2 separate regions of the Mus musculus genome follow, and region 1 is linked to region 2. A link is a loop called in an ENCODE intact Hi-C map of the cell type or tissue named here. Cell type or tissue: left cerebral cortex. All regions are shown on one strand.

Region 1 (5,000 bases), 59 kb before region 2:
TGCTCCTTTGTTCTTGTACTGCTGAGTTGCGGGCCGCTTGCTCAGACTGACAGAGAAGAGGGTGTAGTGGGGGATATAGTCTTCAGATGAATTTCTGAGATCTTAGCAGTGGGCAAACACCCCCACTCTGGCGGTCTGCACAGAAACACACAGTTCTGGGAAAATTAGATTGTCACCAGCTTGGTACTGCATTTGGGGGATGATGGTTCCACCTTTTTCTCTATCCTGTAAGATTTTGAGATGATTGTTGTGTTGTTCATGTGGGAATTGTACCTTAAACTGCAGAAGTGATTTATCGTTGCTGTTATAGTTTTACTATTTGATTTTGGGTAATTCAGAAAATGTGTTCAAGTGGTAACTTTTTTTTTTTTTTTAATTTCAGAAAATTCCTTGACATATTCCAAGAATAAGGTAAGAGCACATTAAAATGCTAATTCTAGAAAACTTAACCTAAGTGTAGTTTTTTCTTTGAAAAGAACATTTTGATTTCAGGATTATGTTTACTGCCTTTGCTATGAGAAACTGTGAGTTAAGTGTTCTCATTTTAGAAATTGTAATCCTGTTTACAAAATACTTTCTCCATGTGTTTTGATGGACAGAAGAGGATTTCAACTCTGTGTCCTGTTCTGAGGTCCTACCTGTTGATTTTGTAGCAGCTTTGGTAGCTTTGGGGACCAGCATGTTAGGAAAGCCTTTCCCAAGACTGTGTCCTCAGGGTAGGTTGTGTGAGAGAAGAGCCAGGCAAATTTTGATCCAAAGTGAGTCCCAGCATACGATCCCTAGCAGTCAGCTTTTGCTGTATAAGAAACAAGCACAAGTCTGCGGAGCCTAAAGCAGTGTCATTGAGTGCTCATGCCCATGTGGCTCAGCTGCAAAGGCCTTTATCTTGTCGGTCTCATGTTCCCATGTCTGTTTCACTTGTCTTACTGTAGGTCACAGGTGCGGGTTCAGTGGGCAGTGAGGGAATGGTCTCACAGTAAGTCACTGGAGGCCCGCAGACTGCATCATCTCCATTTGCATCTGTGGGTTTAAATGAGTGGTTAAGTGCAAGACAAAAGATGCATTCTGAACAGCCCAAAGCTGTGGCAGGCGAGTGGTTGCATGGGAACTGGCTTGCATGGGAAGGAAAACCTGTCTGCCACATGTCAGCTGCAGCTCTTGATGTGTTACGTGGGAAACCAAGAATTAACCAGTTAGAATTTACTGTAAGATCACAGTGTTGTCTGTAAAAGAATTACTGGTATATATTATTTTGTGACATTTTTAGTTTAGCCATCTGTGTGCACATCTCTATTTTAGATATCCATATACATGTTTGCACTGGTCATAATGTAAAATATGAATCATAATAAAAAAACGTGGACATGATTCGGTCTGCTAGTGTTGGTAAGAGTTGCTGACTCACACTGGAATCGGAAGAGTTGGGTTCTGCAAGCTGACACACTTCGTTCTGGAGAGTAACTTCTAAAGTGGGTGCTTGTTATCTTAGGTACAGTCTTTCATTTATGAGTTATCTGTGTGAGAGTAACTCGCATCCACATCAGTGGACACTGGGCAGGGTATAGAGTTGCCTTTGTTCAGAATCCTAAACTGTGATTTGTTTTTTTTTCATGAGAATATGGCATCTGGAACTTTGAAAGTTTCTGCCCTAATTCTTGTTTAATTGCACACACACATGTGGTACCTGTTACTGTAATATAGCAGGCAGATCCCCACAGCAGCCTTTGATTGTAGGTACCTGCTTGGACACATTTTATTTCAGAGCTGTTACGGCAGGTCTCAAACTTAGTAGCCCCAGCATCCTGTGGTAGCCTGTTGGGAGTGAAGACACTGGGTTCCACCCCAGATGTCCTGATTCTGTTTCTGACTTGTTGGTTCCCCAGTGATGCTTGTTTCCTGCCGGTCAGGGCCCTGCTTGGAGGGATAGCCCTGTGTTCTGACTGTTCCTGCTCTCTCTGTAAGAAGCCATGTTTTCTCCACACAGACTGACTGATGCAGATCAAGTTGTGTTTCTTTGTGTCCTAAATCTTGGAATATTTGAGAATGAATTGTCCTCTGACAGGTGCTTTCCAGTGCCCTGAAAACTACTGTAAAAGTGTTACAGTTCCTTGTGCCGCACCCACACACCCAGCACTTATATCCTCTTTAATGCTTTGAGACCTTCCTGCACACCATCAGTGCTGCCCCAGTGCACCCCACTTGCTCCCCCTAGCGCATCCCCTTAGTTTCCCTTGTTGCTCACTGTTGCATCTAGCACTGCTCTTGCCCTGTGCTTCTGCTCCAAACCAGCGTACCATCTGTCATCAGCCTGTGTAGGCCTTGTGCCACTAGGGCCAAAGTGTTGGTTCTCCCTGTTAAAAGTTTACCTCACATCAGCTCCAGTTTCATTCAGTTCTCACCTCATGAGCACACTGAGCCTTCTCTACTTGGAATCATAAGTCCCACCCCCTGTCCTTTTTCCTCCTCCTTCTTCTTCTTCTTTTTTTTTTTTCAGTATCTTACTTCTTTATTTCTTCATTCTCTCCTGCTGCAAAGAAACAGCATGAAGCATAGTGTCTGTTGCTTACGGCCGTATCCCCAGCGCCTGCACTGACTCCCAGCAAGCAGCAGTGCTTTGAGGGTTAAGAAAACATAGACAGAGTGGGCAGTGCTGGCCCTTTTCCACATGAGCGTGTGGTTCTTGCTTCCTTTGCTTGTTCTGGTGGAGAAGGATCAGAAACTGAACTCAGCACCCACATATCAGCAGACCGAGGATAGGCTGGAGCAGCATCTGGGCTCTCAGAATTTATCAGTGGGATTATATAAATATATATATATATGTGTGTGTGTGTGTGTGTGTGTGTGGTAAATTAAGCTAAATGTAAGTAGGACAGGGGATCAGATATTGGCAAAATTTCAGCAAGGATTGGGTGACTACCATATGTTCAGATTCTGCCAGGGTTTCAATATTTGTAGGAGTAGTAAAATTGATGATGGACAATTATCAATAGGCAACAAAGAGCAATACAGAGCAGGAAGGACTGGACATGGCTTAGAGCAGTGGCTGCAACCTTCCCAAGTCTGCGTACAGCTCCTCATGTGGTGACTCCAACCATAAAATTATTTCATTGCTACTTCACAACTGTAATTTCACTACTATTATGAATTTTAATGTAAATATCTGATATGCAGGATATCTGATAATGCCATCCCTGTAAAAATGTCATTTGACTTCTAATGAGTCATGATTCACAAGTGAGATCCACTGGCTTAGAGTATTTTGGGACTCAACATGAGTGGATTAAATTAACAGGAAATAATATGCTAAGTTTTCAATTATTTAGTAGCTATTTAAAAATCTCACCTGAAATGTAAATGTTAAAGTTGTATTCTTATGATGTCACCATCAAAAAATAGAATATTGCTGTGTTTTTATTCTGTAAAGAGAATAACTAGCAATGCTACTGCTGTGTTTTTTATTCTGTAAAGAGAATAACTAGCAATGCCTAAGATTAACTCAAATCATAGCTGCTTTCTCTTCTTGAAGCCTCGAACTGAAGTTGTTTTGTCAATACATAGAAATGGGCTTGTCAGTTTAAACATGCAATTTGTATATTTCTTCAAGAGAATAATATTATTCTGATGTTGTGGATTTCCATTGACTATCTCAGTATTTTACTACATGAAAAGAAGTCTGGAAATTGTTTTGATTTTATTACTTTCTATTTTATTTATTGCTTGTCCCCTCATCAATACCTGTATCACCATTTTAGAAAGGCAACATAAGAGAGTGCATGTTGATAATATTGATGATAATGTAATTAAGCCAGTGAACACTATAAGAATATGAGAGAAAGCATCCGTGATACCCTTGTACATATTTAAATACTTTGCATTTCTAATGGTGAGTATGCATGCTTATCTCTGACAGCAATCTCAATATATGGTTCTGTTGGGTTGTAGACTGTTGGACAGTTGAACCGCCTTCTTTGTTGGTTAAACATCTTACTCCCTCAGTTACAGACTTGGACCTATTTATAGCTCTGTCCAATGGCTGCTAAACTGTGAAAATTTGTGGTATCTGGACTATAAATACTGTAGTAGTCCCATGGGTCAAAGAAAAATTTGGTGGGAAATAGACAAAATTGAACTGGAAACACAACATATCTACATTTGCTTAGCTCACCAAAGCAAACTTTAAAAGCCTAAACCAGTACAATCTGTTTGTACCTTTAGAAACCTGAAAAGTAAGCTGAAGAAGTTACAAGGCAGAAAAATCAATGAATTAGTAAAATAGACAAACGTGGGCATTGCCAACAAGCTCAGAAGCCAATCCGTTAAAAAGATTAGTAGCGTCAGTCACCTCTAGCCACTGATGAATTCTGCGAGAAAGCCAAGATTCCCAGTCTTAGGAAAGGTAGAACATAAGGCCCCAGAGCCTGGGTCACAGGTTCTGTGAGCAGCTTCATCCTGGGAAACCCTGTAGTTTCTGTGAAGTGGGAAAAGTTTGTGGAAAGCAGTTTGTCAACTAATATGAAAATAAAAGAATCTAGGTTGCCATATATTCAAGAAAAGAAATAAAATCTCCAATTTAAAATATTGTAAAACTCTGTAGCATTGGCCTATTTAGTTCTCTTTTAATAGATGTTTGGGCCCTTGTGCTTTTGAGTGTTTGCCTGTATGCACTGTGTCTGTGCTGTGTACATACCTGCTGCCCACAGAGGTAAGAAGAGGGCATCAGATTCTCTGGAGCTGGATTGTCAGGTGGTTGTGAGCCATCAGGTAGGTCCTGGAAACCAAACCCAGTCCTCTGCAGAAGTAGTGTTCTTTGCCATTGAGCCTCTCTCTAGCCTTGCTTAATTCTTACCAAACATTTATGGAAGAAGAAACAGTGCCACTGTTAACAGAAAGTCCTGGGAAATGGAGGGAAGACCCCCCCCCTTTTGAGTGCACACTAAAACCAAAGACCTATAAATAAAAAATACAACTCGGTGTCCTTTATGAACGTGATGCAAGAGTTC
Region 2 (5,000 bases):
AAGGTGAGGGGAGGTGCACTTGCTATCCCAGCATCGGGGCGGACAGAGACAGATGGACCCTTGGAGCTCACTGGCCAGCCAACTTTGCCTATTTGGTGAGCTCCGGGCCAATGAGAGACTCTGTCTCAAACACAAGGAGGGTGGTTCCTGAGGGGTAGCTGAGGTTGGCCTCTGGCCTCCGTACACGCACCCACATATTTGTGCCTATGCACATGAAAATATACTCCTCACGCACAGTGGATAAGTTACATCTTGCTTAGTTTCTTCCTCTTCCTCTGCTGCCCCCATCCACGTTGGTTGTTTTGAAACAGGGTTTTACTATGTAGGCCAGGCTAGCTTCAAACTCATTATCCCCTTCTTCTGCCTCCTTAGTGCAGGGCTACTGGCATGGACTATCATGCTAGGCACTACATCCTCTCTCTCTCTCTCTCTCTCTCTCTCTCTCTCTCTCTCTCTCTCTCTCTCTCTGTCTTTGTCTCTTCTTTTCCTCCTAGTTGAAGAATCTTAAGGAAGCATCAGACTCATCTCTCCTCGTGTCTCTGCAGTTTTGAAGACCGTTCCCAAGGTTAGCTATAGTAGAGTCTCCCATGACACAACTCTTCACCTCCCTGTACATAACAACACCTTTGTGTTTAACCTGGCACCTTAGCTGGAAACTTATCCTTTCATGACTATACCCACTTATATCTCTTCCCCAGTACACTTTAGCTTTTCAGGGACATCTCTATTGCTGAGTGCAGTGATATAAGACAGCAGAACTTAACTTCTGAGTATCTTAGGGTAATCCTGCCAATTGGGATGGAGCACACGTAGTCTCAGATCCGAGTACTTTGTTCAATATTTCTTTTAGGAGAACATTTTCTCACAACAGAGCATAATTTTTGATGCAAAAGAAATAAATACAAATAGAGATGTAATTCAGTTGAGAGTGCTTGCCTGGCATCCGTGAAGTCCAGGGTTCAACTCACAGCACCACATAAGCTGGATATGGTGGCTACATGCCTGTGCACTTGGGAGGTGGAGGCAGGAGAATCAAAAATTCAAGGTCATCTTCAGCTACATAGTTAGTTGGAAGCCAGCCTGGACTACATGACACCCTGTCTTTTAAAAAAATGAATAAATCCAAAGGGTGGCAGTGGTGCACACCTTTAATCCCAGCATTCAGGAGGCAGAGACAGGTGGATTTCTGTGAGTTCCAGGACAGCTAGGACTACACAGAGAAACCCTGTCTTGAAAAACGAAACACCAAAACAAATACAAGCAGAACATAGTTAAGTACCCCCAAGTCCCCGCTGTCTTTAGGAGATATTTTAATCTAAGTTTATATATGGCTGCAAAGAACAGTCTCTTACCTGGTTCAGCTTGGGCAAATCCTTGGCAGTTTTTGACTTAGACTTATTTTCTGCAGTCCAGAGTTTTAGGTAATTACGGTTTTCTTGAGAATTTGCCCTTTTCCCTAAAACCCAAAAGTCAAGAGATGAGCATTCATAGATCAAGAAACAAGAACAGCAGACTGGTAAACAGAGAAGAGGACATCTGTACCTCTGTCCTGCTTCAGGCTCACTGTGACGAAGCCGTCGTCCGCACTCTGCTTGCCTCTACTGTCCAAGCCAACAACTATCAGGGAATATTCGGAAAGAAGAAGGGTGTTAGAGAATATAAATCATGGACTTAGTGTAGGAGAAAATGAAGATTCTGTGGGCAGGGTGGCCTGACTTAGCAGACACTAATGTTAACACTGACTGGAGAGCATTAGTCATGCTATGGTGCTCTTGCAGAGAGACCCAGAGTTCGACTCTCACAACCTACATCAGGTGGCCTAAGATTGCCTGTCACTCCAGCTCCGAGAAATCTGATACATTCTAGCTTCCACACTCACACACAAATCTTCACAGTACATACATACATACATACATACATACATACATACATACATACATATTCATAACCAGCATCCCTTGTCAGATAATCTGTAGGTCAAAGTGCATTTCTAATAGCACATGATGTATACTTATACTAAACAAGTTATTCTTTATACATTTGAATTTTTTGAAAGAATTATTTATTTTATGTATGTAAATATACCATAGCTGCCTTCAGACATACCAGAAGATGGGCATCAGATCTCATCAAGGATGGTTGTGAGCCACCATGTGGTTGCTGGGAATTGAACTCAAGACCTTTGGAAGAGCAGTCAGTGCTCATAACCACTGAGCCATCGCTCCAGCCAGAAATTTGAGTTTTATTGGACATATTTTATCTGACACTCCACCTCTAGGTGAAGGATGGCCCCAGATTTATTTCTCACAGCAGAGGGTTTATTGTACAATGAAAGATGTATGATGGATGATGTCATGCAGTCTTTAGAAGCTACTGGAGGTGGTGGTGTGGAATTTCCCATAAGCCTCCATTCCTCCATCCTGCCTGGGATCTTACAGACTCACAAGCATCTGCTGTGACTTGTAACAGGATCAAGAACATATCCTTCACAGGAAACGGGAATGATAGTAGAAGCAAGAGAACATAATTTGGCAACTCTAAAATATCATTTTTGAAGAACCCAGTTATAACTGTGTTTTCCTCTTGAAACTGGACACGACAGGACACACAGACACTGGGGAGGACAAGAGTTACAACAGTCTCAGAGTCTGATGGATTTGGCTGGCTGTGAGTGCTTCCTGGACTTTCTCAGCTAACTCGGTCACAGCTGGATTTCCAACCTCCCTTAGCAGTGTTTTAGCTAAAGGGACAGGGCATCTCTTCCCTGCTTCACGAAAAAGGCAATAGGAAACAAATAGACACCCATACTATTTAGTGCACAGCAAACCCGTGCAGTGGTTAGTATGCAATCATTTAAAAACTATCCTTCTATGAATTTGTTTTCCAGGCTGCTAATGAGATTTATTACTGCACATGAGCTGATGGACACAGGACTCAGCACAGTGGAAGCCCTCAGGAGTGCAGGGCCTGTCCCAAAACTGATGATATGTTTGACCCCATATCTATTGGGGATGGACCACTCCTTGGCTACCACGACTTGAAATTCATTTGCATTAAACCTGGTAAAGCCAAACTCTTCTGGGATTTTGGGCAACCAGGAAACTTGATCTTGGTTACATGAAAGGCCTTCCCCCTATGCTCCTAATGCTGCAGTTTGGTGCAGAGGGACAGGATGACCTGGCTAAGCAAACCCTGGTCACTGTGGCCTGGGGTTTTTTGTGGCACTCTGCTTGCTGTCGGGAGCCTGTCAGCCCCAGCACTGAAACCCCTGTTGATGCAGGTGACATAGGAAGGGTGGCGCTGCTCTTCACTATCAAGGCCATCTTTGCACTTTTTATCATGTTTGTGTTGGCACCAACACAGGTGGCTTCCAGGGCTTAGGGAGAGAGTCACCTAAACTCATCTGACACTGTGTGGCTACAAAGTGGGAGCTCATCAACTTTTGCCTTCTTCCATACCATGTCAGAAATTCAGATTTCGGTATCGGAGACGTCTTGGCAGAAGGACTTTGGGTACAGCTTGTTCTGGTGAGACCATAACATAGGCGTCTGAGTGGTGGGGAGGTCACGGGGGGTGGGGTGGGGGGTGGCCCATTGTGATATGAAGATTTTTGGTGGGCATCAGAGGAAATGACAATGTTTTCAGAAAAAAAAAAGCCCTAATGATGTAATGATATCACCTTCTCACTGCATTTTAAGGAAAACGATAATTAATGAAGCACATATATGCACACATCTAATAGAACAATAAAAATAGGGGCTGGCAAATTGGGCTCATTCCTGCTTCCAAGCCTAATGATGTTTAGGACTTCAGTCCTTGGGACCCACATAGTGTAAGGAAAGAAGCGACTCCAGCAAGTTCTTCTCTGACCTCCAAACATGCTCTGTGACATACATGTGCATGTGCACACGTGAAAAGAGATGTAGAGAATCCTTCCACGAGCAAGGCCCTGGATTCGGTCCTCAGAATTTTAGCAAAAACAAAACCAGAAGTTTGTAAGTAGCCAGATCGCAGGTTAGATGGGTGTACTGTGTGTGCACATGATCACATACACTAGTAGGAAAGTGTGGAAAAGCAAAATGCCAGGCTATGACTAGCTGGTTATTGTATGAGCAAGATTTCCAGCTTATCTTGTGTACTTTAGTCTGTGTTTTGAAACATCCAGCAACTCGATAGGGATTCTGTTAGAAAACCGCTCTGAAGAAGCATCGTGTAAAGACATTCCACAGTGTGGCCTTTTCAGAAGCATCTGCATAAGAGAAGAACCCTCTAAACTGAGAGCCTAAGAAGGCAAGGTCGGTGTGCAAACCTCATGACTGTGTTAGGCAAACCTACTTACAGACTTCTCTAACTTTGGAGTTAAGCCTCCCCAGTAATAGCAGGCGCTACAGGAGACAAAAACAGTCTCCGTGGGGGTTAGAACTTCACCTACCATGTGTGCATTCTGGGGTGATGTCTTCAAAAAAGTACTGAGTGGCTTCAAAGGCGGAGTCAGGCTCATCTTGATCACAGGATGGCTCTGTGAGAGAGGGGACACAGACACGTGAGGGGTCAGCTCCGCCACACCAGGGAGTGACAGGGAGGATGAAGATCTGAAGTCAGCAAAGTGGGATGGAGGGCCGGGTGGCCTCAGAGGCATCTGTGGGCTCAGTGGGTAACTGCATCGTTCTAACTCCATCTTCTTTCTACCCCCCCCCCCCCCCCCGCGCTTTGAGTTTCCTCTCTATCGGAACGATTTCCCAAAGACTTTGAGACAGTACTTTCTGGGTCAGTTATAGGACACTGTCTGCTACTCAAGACCACATTTGCTCCCATCTGGGGGTGTGAATGATTTTCAGTATCTGATAGATTTACCCCAGCCGAGACCAGCCTTATTTAAAACTGAACTCCAAGCCTCAGCGGCGTGCCTGGTTGTTCCCTCCAACGTCAAAACCTCTACTCAAAGGACTGAAGGAGCCCGAGAGGTCAAGGACACCACAAGAAGCCTACAGAATCAACTA

Evidence for each region. A loop is a pair of places that touch in the nucleus more often than their neighbours do. Peaks named below come from ENCODE experiments on the same cell type or tissue, not always from the same donor. Only the 100,000 strongest peaks of a DNase experiment are listed, where the experiment ranks them.
Region 1: it touches region 2 in a loop (2.2-fold over the local background); 2 of 42 quality-filtered maps call a loop at or near these places.

Annotation. Positions count from the first base shown.
Region 1 is chr8:83,324,523-83,329,522 of GRCm38, reverse strand. Elmod2 (ELMO/CED-12 domain containing 2) reads left to right here. Exons shown (of 9, transcript NM_178736.5): 3 at 383-411. Among named protein-coding and RNA genes, the nearest start is that of Elmod2, 5.5 kb to the left of the region's middle. In left cerebral cortex, a CTCF peak has its summit at 2,212; DNase peaks (open chromatin) are centred at 1,089, 1,389 and 2,239.
Region 2 is chr8:83,265,600-83,270,599 of GRCm38, reverse strand. Tbc1d9 (TBC1 domain family, member 9) reads right to left here. Exons shown (of 21, transcript NM_001111304.1): 18 at 4,433-4,519; 19 at 1,543-1,617; 20 at 1,353-1,456. It also overlaps the pseudogene Gm17999. Among named protein-coding and RNA genes, the nearest start is that of Ucp1, 22 kb to the left of the region's middle. In left cerebral cortex, no CTCF peak of the experiment used is centred here; a DNase peak (open chromatin) is centred at 2,397.